Regions from separate parts of the Homo sapiens genome. Here region 2 is linked to region 1. Evidence: chromatin contacts called from ENCODE Hi-C or POLR2A ChIA-PET data. All regions are on one chromosome and are shown on one strand. Each heading gives the region's core, a stretch centred on a gene start or an enhancer-like site at or near the end of the contact. The rest is flanking DNA. Distances are from core to core; before and after follow the strand shown.

What was found. A loop is a pair of places that touch in the nucleus more often than their neighbours do. ChIA-PET counts read pairs that join two places held with the same protein, here RNA polymerase II (POLR2A). Pooled maps may share reads with other maps.
Region 2: a loop to region 1 is called in a pooled map, with 4 times the contacts of the local background. The contact joins the enhancer-like site here to the promoter of ELOB in region 1. A Hi-C loop is called at or near these places in 4 of 50 pooled maps. POLR2A ChIA-PET finds 5 or more read pairs at or near these places in 2 of 52 experiments (H1 and naive thymus-derived CD4-positive, alpha-beta T cell).

Annotation. Positions count from the first base shown.
Region 1 is chr16:2,775,103-2,779,666 of GRCh38, forward strand. It overlaps ELOB (elongin B), which reads right to left and starts at 2,178. Exons shown (of 4, transcript NM_007108.4): 1 at 2,135-2,178; 2 at 1,891-2,025; 3 at 349-454. The coding sequence starts at 2,137. RefSeq lists a silencer at 2,169-2,298 and enhancers at 2,369-2,508, 3,156-4,090, 4,091-4,564.
Region 2 is chr16:3,002,333-3,006,896 of GRCh38, forward strand. No RefSeq gene overlaps it. Among named protein-coding and RNA genes, the nearest start is that of CLDN9, 8.3 kb to the right of the region's middle. RefSeq lists enhancers at 1,431-2,389, 1,536-1,830, 3,636-3,930 and silencers at 1,495-1,788, 1,536-1,830, 1,775-1,874, 1,885-1,974. Within about 2 kb of position 2,504, at least 13 of the 41 ENCODE cell types and tissues checked have a DNase peak (open chromatin) inside an H3K27ac peak, as active enhancers do.

The DNA of each region.
Region 1 (4,564 bases), core at 928-3,427:
GTATGTGGACTTCCCAGGGCTACTGAGAGGATGAGACAGGGCAGTGGAAGCCACACACAGAGTAACATGCAGAGCACGGAGCCAGGCACTCACTCAGCCTCCTGTAAATGTGAGCTGGCTTCACAAAATAAGCTTTGGTTTCTGTAAGCATCTCATTTGGTTGCTTCTTTTTTAAAAAAAAAAAAATGAGGAAACAAACACATTGTGAAAGGATATTGCCAGCCCTTTAGGCACGAGGAAGACACTGCCCTGAAGGCTTCAACTCCAGGCTCCCTGATGACCTTCTTTGGAACAGTGTTCCCAACCTGCTTGGCTACCACCCAGCCCAGTGGGTGGTGGGCCTCTCACCTGCCCGGAAGGCCAGCCCCACTGTGGCTGGGGCCTGTGGCCGTGCTGTTTGACTGGTGAAGCCACACTCGCCCAGTGTCTTGCCATCATCCAAGAGTTGGTCATCCTGAGGAGAGAAGCAGGATCTTGGGAGAGGCCCTACATGGGGCAAGTCCCAAAGACTTCTGACCAGCAACTACACGGGAAGTCAGAGGAGGGAAGAGAGAGTTCCCTCAGTGTGGCCCAGGACCACCACGCTGCTTGACAAATACACAGATTCCAGGGTTATATCCAAGAACTTCTAAATCAAAACCTCCCAGGGTGGGACTTTAGAATCCGGTTTTATCCAAATTCTCCAGGCAAATCTAATTTGAGGAGCCACTGAGCTATCTGGAGATAGGCAGACCTGGCTTTCAATCCCAGCTCTGTCACCCTGGACTAGGCATTTGAACATTTTTTTATTTTAGAGACAGGGTCTCGCTATGTTGCCCAGGCATGCAGTGGCACAGACCCAACATAAGCGCTATCATAGCCCCCTCCAGCTTGGAACTCCTGGGCTCAAGCAATTCTCCTGCCTCAGCCTTCAGAGTAGCTGGGACTACAGGACCATGCCACCACGGCTGGCTGGTAGTTGAGCCTTTTGATGCAAAGTTTCCTCATCTGTAAACTAGGAATTACCAGAATTCTCAATTCGTAGGGCCACCAGAGGGTTTCAATGAGCTAGGAAGAAACATAAAGCACTAAGTAGACATGTGGCACACGGGACATGCACAGGCACGGTCATTTAATATTTGCTAAGTCCCAGTAGTTATGAGTGAGGAAAGGCCTTTAGAGACCATGGGAGCTGAGGCTCTGAGCCTGGAGCTAAAAGTCAGTTTCCCAGTTTCCAGCTCTAGAATCTGAACAATGCACTTGGGCGACAACCTCACAATGTTGGGAGACGTAAATCAGAGGCTGATGCATCTGACTCCCCAATGCAGACCCCAAACCCCAAGCCATTCTGACTGAATAATCTCAGTTCGTTTGCAAGGGGAAAGGGGGGCTTCTAGGACATCAGCAGGAGGTCGGGAGGTAATAACAAACGGTTGCTTGGTGAAGAACGAGTGGGACCTGACTTTCTTTGCATTCACTGAGTTCCCCACCCTCCACCCGAAGGAGTGTCCGGGGGGACAGCGTGATTCCGATGGGCCTGCGAAGAAGGGTGGGGATTAAGGGGTCGTGGTTCGAACCCTGGCGCTGCCAATGACCTTTGGCTGGTTAAGCGACCAAGCCGAACCTCAATTTCGTCAACTGCACGGCGCGGGCGATACCGTTGCAGGGGTTGCATGCCACGGTGCCCTCGGCGCCCGGGGCCCGGCACGAGGTCTAAACATCGCCCCCGGACCGGAGATCCCCGCGGCGAGCGCAGCTCGCGCTTCACCCGCACAACGGATGTCCCAGTCCCGCGGCTCGGGCGCCCGCAGGCGTCGCCGGCCGCTACTGTTTACATCGCGGACAGCGTAGGCGTCAGCCCCGTGCCCGGCGCCGGGTACCCGCTCCCCTCGGCCCGCCCGCGGGACCCACCTTGTACAGCCGCTGCTCGTCAGGAGGCCGCTTGAGGATGCCCTCGACGATGCGCTTCAGTTCGAACACCGTGCTGGACTCCTTGGCGTCCGTGAAGATGGTGGTCTTGTGGCGCCGGATCATGAGGAACACGTCCTGGGGGCGGCGGGCCGGCGTGAGCACGAAGCCCGGGCCCCCCGCGCGGCCCAGCCGCCCCCCGCCGCCCCCGGCCCGGCCCGGCCGCCCCTCCCCCACGCCCGCTCACCATCGCGGCTGCTGCCTCTCCCCTCGACGCGCCGGCGCAGCCGCGCTCCGCCCCGTTCCCGGCAGCCCGCGCGTGGCCCAGCATGCCCCGCGCCGCGTCCCTTCCCCCGGCGCAGCCCCGCCCCGTGCCGCCCCGCAGCCGCCGCCATTTTAAGTGATCTGGAAGCGGGCGGTATCGAGGGGCGTGCGGCCGCCATCCCGACGGCGGGCATGGCCTTTGGAGGCGGTGGCGCCGTCTTGGGACTGGCAGAGGGGAGGTCCCCGTGTTGGTGCGGTCCGGCGGGCTCCAAGCTCGGGCACACCGAGCTCGGGGCCGTCTTGTCGCGGCGTAGTCGTGGCCGCCATCTTGGGCAGGCTCCGCATTTGGGGTCTTCTGGCCGCCGTGCTGGGGACAGTCACCCCCGCTCCCTGACCCGGGCTGGATGCGAGGACTGTCGCCGCTCAGAGGGGCTTATGACCTGTGAAGAGCCCTGGGGGCTGCTGTTGGGCTTAGGGATGGCCCGGGCGAACTCCTTGGGCTAGAAGAGGAGGCACGGGAGCGGTTGGCGACCGCTCTTCGCAGGAGGAGGGAAGGGGCAGCTCCTTGCCCCAGGAGCCCTGGGCGCCTGTCCGCCTTCCTGCTTGGCTGCATTTCGGCTCTGAAAAGGCCTAGAGACTTGATTCTCCTGGCTGGCCGCTCTTTCCACCAAGGCCCTGTTTCCTGAATGCTGGACACTATCCTGCATCGCCCCAAGTTACATTTACATGAGAGTGAGGGCCCCCCACTTGACCTCTCCCTTGCAGAGACACCCCAGGCTGGGTCGTGCTGGGCGGGTGTCGGAGGCGGCGTTGGAGAGATGAGCCAGAGGGTGGCCCTGGACGCCAAACCGCCCTGCAGTCCTCCGAGCTGCGCTTTGAGGGCTGTTGAGAGAGGGGTGGAAGGTGGAGGTGCGATTTTTGCCTCGGCATCTAGAGAGGCGAAGGAGCAGCCCTGGGCTCCGCTGCTGACTGTGGCCATGGGCCGTTAACCTCATCAAAGCCCAGTTTCCTCCTGTTGTAGATGGGAGAGGAACAGTTTTTGAACTGCGTAGAACCTCGGCAAGTCTTAGCGCTGCATTTGTGTTTTCTAAGCTGTAATTCTAGTTATTGCTACTTTTGACTTGTGGAATGTGGCTCCTCCCTGGGGAGTCCTCCAAAGTCCCTTCCCTCGTGTGACTTCCTTCACTGCGGTTCACTGCAGCCCCTACCCCCGCTCCCAGGGTCCTCAGCATCGCAGTCCCTGCAGAACCTGTCTCTTCTTCATGACGTGAGTCATGAGGCATTGGACAGGTAATTGCTGGGAAGAGCTCTTGGCCAGGCTAAAATTTCTTTCTCAGTCGCAGTGTCTGGCTGGGGGCGGTGGCTCACGCCTGTAATCCCAGCACTTTGGGAGGCTGAAGGGGGTGGATCACTTGAGCCCAGAAGTTCAAGACCAGCTTGGCCAACAAGGTGAAACCCTGTCTGTACTAAAAATACAAACAAAATTAGGTGGGCACGGTGGCGCACGCCTGTGGTCCCAGCTGCTCGAGAGGCTGAGCCAGGAGGATTGCTTGAACCCGGAGGCGCAGGTTGCAGTGCGCCGAGATCGCGCCACTGCACATCGCCTGGCGACAGAGTGAGACTCTGTCTCCAATTAATTAATCCCAGTGTCTTTACCTACATAGAACTGGCAACTTTAAATCCTGTGCTTCTGTGGAGGGAGAGCGAAGGAAGAGTGTGGACAGTGGGGGCCAGGAAGTTCTCAGGTAGCCCAGCAGGCCACGCAGAAGTCAAGGGGTGTGTAGGTACAGGAGGGGCCGTCTCCACAGGGAGACGCCTGGATCCATACTCCATCCAGGCTTCATCTGCAGAGACCAGGGGTGGACACCTCGTTTGTGGGGGCCGTCACAGCTGATGCCCCAGCTCAGGATGTCCACCAGAAACCAGGAGTCACCATCCTCTTAAGGGTGGTGCCTGTCCTCCAGAGAGCATATCACTGGGTTCAAACCCCAGCTCCTACCGGCAAAGCCCGGGGCCTCCACCTGGGTGTTCCCATCCATGAAGCGGGGATACACAGTGTGGAGCCCTTGGGAGGTTGGGGAGTGTGCCTGCCCTCACCGCGCATCAGCTCATAAATACAACAACAGTTGCCTTCACGTGCTGATGCTCAGTGAGCAGTGGCGCAGTTCCCCAGCTGGCGCAGTCAGTGGTGTCTGTCTGCTGTCAGAGGTCACCTGGACCCAGCACGAGTCCTTGCCCCTAGAGGGAGTCTCCACACACCCCACGACGCTGTCCTCCCTGTGGGATAACTACACGAGGAGATGGCAGGCCATCGTATCATTCAGTGCAGCGATACCTCCTGTGGTGGGAATGGGGTCAGGAGGGATTTTCCCGGAGCAGGGCCACTCGCTGGCCTAGCCTGGGGTCTCCACTT
Region 2 (4,564 bases), core at 1,254-3,753, 230 kb after region 1:
CCTGATTAACGAAATAGCCTTAGACATCTCAAACAACAATTAGAAACATAATCGACTTGACTCTCTTGATTCTCTCTCTCTTTTTTTTTTTTTTGAGACGGAGTCTCGCTCTGTCGCCCAGGCTAGAGTGCAGTGGCGCAATCTCGGCTCACTGCAAGCTCCCCCTCCCGGGTTCATGCCATTCTCCTTCCTCAGCCTCCCAAGTAGCTGGGACTACAGGCGCCTGCCCAGCTAAGTTTTTGTACTTTTAGTAGAGTCGGGGTTTCACCATGTTAGCCAGGATGGTCTGGATCTCCTCCTGACCTCGTGATCCGCCCGCCTCGGCCTCCCAAAGTGCTGTGATTACAGGCGTGAGCCACCGCACCCGGCGACTCCCATCTCCACAAATAAAAAACTTAGCCTGGCAGGGTGGCGCATGCCTGTAGTCTCAGCTACTTGGGAGGCTGAGGTGAGAGGATTACTTGAGCCGAGGAGATCGAGGCTGCAGTGAGCCATGATGGCACTACTGCACTCCAGCATGGGCGAAAGAGCAAGATCCTGTCTCAAAAAAAAAAAAAAAAAGTTTCTATATTCCAATTTTGAATAGATTGACCATTTTATCCTTTTTGTTCTGAGCTACCAGATTCGCACCCATCTGTCATTTACAATTGTTCTTAGGAACTTTAACACAAATGCTAAGTATATTATCACCAAACTTTACTTTTGAATTGTGATATCGTTTTATCTTTCTTATAAGATAACTGAATGGAAATCTGTGCACCTTGACCCATCCACACAGGATCCTCATACCTGAGTTGCAATGGGTAAACAGCAACGAGAGGACAATCTCACACTCCACATCGGTGGCGTCGGGGGGCGGGCGCGGTGGGTCATGCCTGGAATCCCAGCACTTTGGAAGACTGAGGCCGGCGGATCGCTTGAGCCCAGGAGTTCGAGACCAGCCTGGGCAACATGGTGAGACTCCATCTCTACACAAAATATAATAATTAGGCCGGGCGCGGTGGCTCACGCCTGTAATCCCAGCACTTTGGCACGCCGAGGCGGGTGCATCATGAGGTCATGAGTTCGAGACCAGCCTGGCCAACATGGCGAAACCCCGTCTCTACTAAAAACACAAAAATTAGCCGGGCATGGTGGCGGGCGCCCGTAATCCCATCTGCTCAGGAGGCTGAGGCAGGAGACTCGTTTGAACCAGGAGGCGGAGGTTGCAGCTGAGACTGCGCCAATGCACTCCAGCCTGGGGGATAGAGCGAGACTCCGTCTAAAAAAAATTTTTTTTTTAAATTTAAAGACCATAATAATTAGCCGGGTGTGGTGGCGTGCACCTGTAGTCCCGGCTACTTGGGGAGGCTGAGGCGGGAGAACTGCTTTAGTCCGGCAGGTCGAGGCTTCACTGAGCCAAGACCGCGCCACTGCAATGTAGCCTGGGCGCCAGAGTGAGGGGCTCAGTCCCCAAAAAAGCCACCTAAAAAACAAACAAAAAAAAAATTGGTGAGGCGCCGCGCCTCGGTGTCGCAGCGAATCCGCAGATCCTCAAGCCAGGTGGGGGCGCCCACTGCGCGTGTGCAGCGCCTGATAGCCAGGCTAGCTGAGGGCGGGGAGCAGCTGCGGCACCTGGGACACAGCGATTGGCTGGGACCAGGAGAGGGCGGGAAGAAGAACTTGGCGGAGCGCGCTCATATCTCTGATTGGCTGCCAAGGGTAGCCCTTGACAGCTGCCGGGTGGGACCCGTAGACCGCGAGCGCACTGGCCCGTGATTGGTTGGGGTGCGGCGGCGAGCATCTGCGATTGGCTGGGCCGCTCGGAGTGCGGCGCTTGGCCACCTCCCGAGGTACCAGGTCACGGCTGGCGGCGCGCTCTGGGGCCCTGGGCTGGCGGCCGCAACCGGGGTGGCGGCCGCAGCCAAGCTGGCGGCGCGGCTGCCCCGCTCCAGCTCGCACCCGCGGCTCGCCCGCGCCCGCGCCCACTCGCGATTGGGCCGGGCCCGCTCGACGCTGCCGCCCACCCCGCTGCCCCCGCCGTCCCTGCCGCACCCGCCGTTGCCCGGCCTGCCGCCCGGCCTGAGCCCCGGGCCGCCGACGCCCTCCGCTCTCGCCCTGGCCGAGCTGCCACCGCTGCCCGCGCTCCCGCTGCGGCCCGAGCCGCTGGCGCCCTGGGGCCCCGGCGCGCATCTGGCACTGCCCGAGCTGCCGCCCGAAGCCTGCTCACCCGCGCTCTCCGCCGCCGTGCTCGCACTGCAGGACCTGCCGCGCCTGCCCGCGCCCGCGCGCTCCGCCCGCGCTCCTACCGCTGCTTCCGCTGCCCGTGTCCGCCGTCGCCTCAGCCCCTGGGCCCGTGGGCGCGCTCGTCCGCCCGCCCCTGGTCTCCGAGCCGCCGCCGCATCCGCTTCCGCCGCTGCCCGCGCGACCCTCTCCCTTCAGCCTGCTGACGGCCCCCGAGACCCGCGACCCATGGCTGCTGTCCGCCTTTCCCCTGCCACCGCCCGTGCCCCTGTCCCCGCATTTCTTCCTGTCGCCGCCCTGCTGACCTGGCCCCTCCCGCGGCGGGTGAGTAGGCAGCCCCCGACAGGGCCAGTGCCCGTAGCCACCTTCCCCGGGCATGGATTCAGAGGACGGGGGTTAGAGCCCAGTTTGGGGAAGAGAGAAGGAGAATCGGAAGCAGCTCAGGTTTGGTAGAGAAAGGAGCGAGTCTGAAAATAGACTTGTCTAAAGATTCGGGTCTTCCATTTTCCCCTGCTGCCCTCCAGCAGGCCTCTTGCTAGGTTATTTGAGAATGTAACCCGTCCCCTGGGCTGATAACCTGGCTAGTGATCAGGGCAGCGGGCGGGGCCCACAGCACGTGTCCAAGGAAATGGGGATCAAGGGTATGAAAACAAAAGTTTAAAGTGCTGGGCCGGGCGCGGTGGCTCCCGCCTATAATCCCAGCACTTTGGGAGGCTGAGGCTGGCGGATCACCTGAGGTCAGGAGTTTGAGACCAGCCTGACCAACATGGAGAAACCCTGTCTCTACTAAAAATACAAAATTAGCCGGGCGTGGTGGCACATGCCTGTAATCCCAGCTACTCGGGAGGCTGAGGCAGGAGAATCGCTTGAACCCGGGAGGCGGAGGTTGGGGTGAGCCGAGATGGTGCCATTGCACTCCAGCCTAGGCAACAAGAGCTAAACTCCGTCTCAAAAAAAAAAAAAAAAGTTTAAAGTGCTTTAACTATATCCAAATATTTCATTTCTCTTATAAATAAAGGGTCTGGATGCCATGGCTAAGGCCATCCTCAGTGTATGGCTCTTGAAAATTCTGATCCTGCCGCAAAAGTCTTTTTTTTTTTTTTTTTTTTTTTGAGACGGAGTTTCGTTCTTGTTGCCCAGGCTGGAGTGCAATGGCATAATCTCGGCTCACCACAGCCTCCGCCTCCTGGGTTCAAGCGATTCTCCTGCCTCAGCCTCCTGAGTAGCTGAGTTTACAGGCATGCGCCACCACGCCCAGCTAATTTTCTATTTTTAGTAGAGACGGGGTTTCTCCATTTTGGTCAGGCTGGTCTCAAACTCCAGACCTCAGGTGATCCGCCCGTCTCCCAAACTGCTGGGATTACAGGCATAAGCCACTGCGCCCGGCCTTTGAAAAGTCTTCAGAAGTCAAATTTTCAACTGAAACAGATCCAGGGGTCGGGCTGGCTGTGCGCACCAGGGAAGCAGTGGTGGGGATCGATACTGGACCCAAGGGTCACATGCAAGGGCTGTGAAGTCATCCCCATGGGACAGGAGAGCTTCCCCCACCCCCACCCGGGCTGGGCCCTGAGAGGAAGCTCCTGTTCTCTCCAGCTTTGCCTGCACCCCACCTGCCAGTTTCTGTGCAGCCTCTACAACTTAATAAAGTTCTCTTTGTTCCCTAGGTGGCCTGAGCTCAGGTAATCAGGCGAAAATTCTTTCTCAGTGGGCTCTTCTCCAGCAGCCTAGGACTGGTATCAGAAAGCCAACCTTGACCCTGGGGGACCTCGGAGAGCCCGGGACCCACCACCAAGAAGGGCAGTGTACTAGTTCTTTGTGACTGCAGTAAAAATTTTATTTTTTAATTTTTTTTATTTTTGGTAGAGATGCGGTTTCACCATGTTAGCCAGGATGGTCTCGATCTCCTGACCTCGTGATCTTCCCGCCTCGGCCTCCCAAAGTGCTGGGATTACAGGCGTGAGCCACCGCGCCCGGCCTGACCGCAGTAGCAAATTTATACACACTGCATGGCTTCAAACAACAGAAATGTATTCGTTACAATTCTGGAGGCCAAAAGTCAAAAATAAAGGTGTGGGCAGGACCCTGTTCCCTTCACAGGTGCTAGGGGAGGATCCCTCCTGCCTCTTCCAGCTCCTGGTGGCTCCAGGCCCTCTGTGGCTTGTGGCCGCATCACAGGAGTTCCTGCCTCCGTCTTCACATGGCCTTCTCCCCATGTCTGTCTCCAATCTCCCTGTTTTTATGTTGTAAGAGGTTGGATTGTCGTTGAAGGTAGGACCCGCCTGAAACCTAGGATAATCTCATTTTGATATCCTTAGTTTAATTACATGTGCAAAGGCCCTTT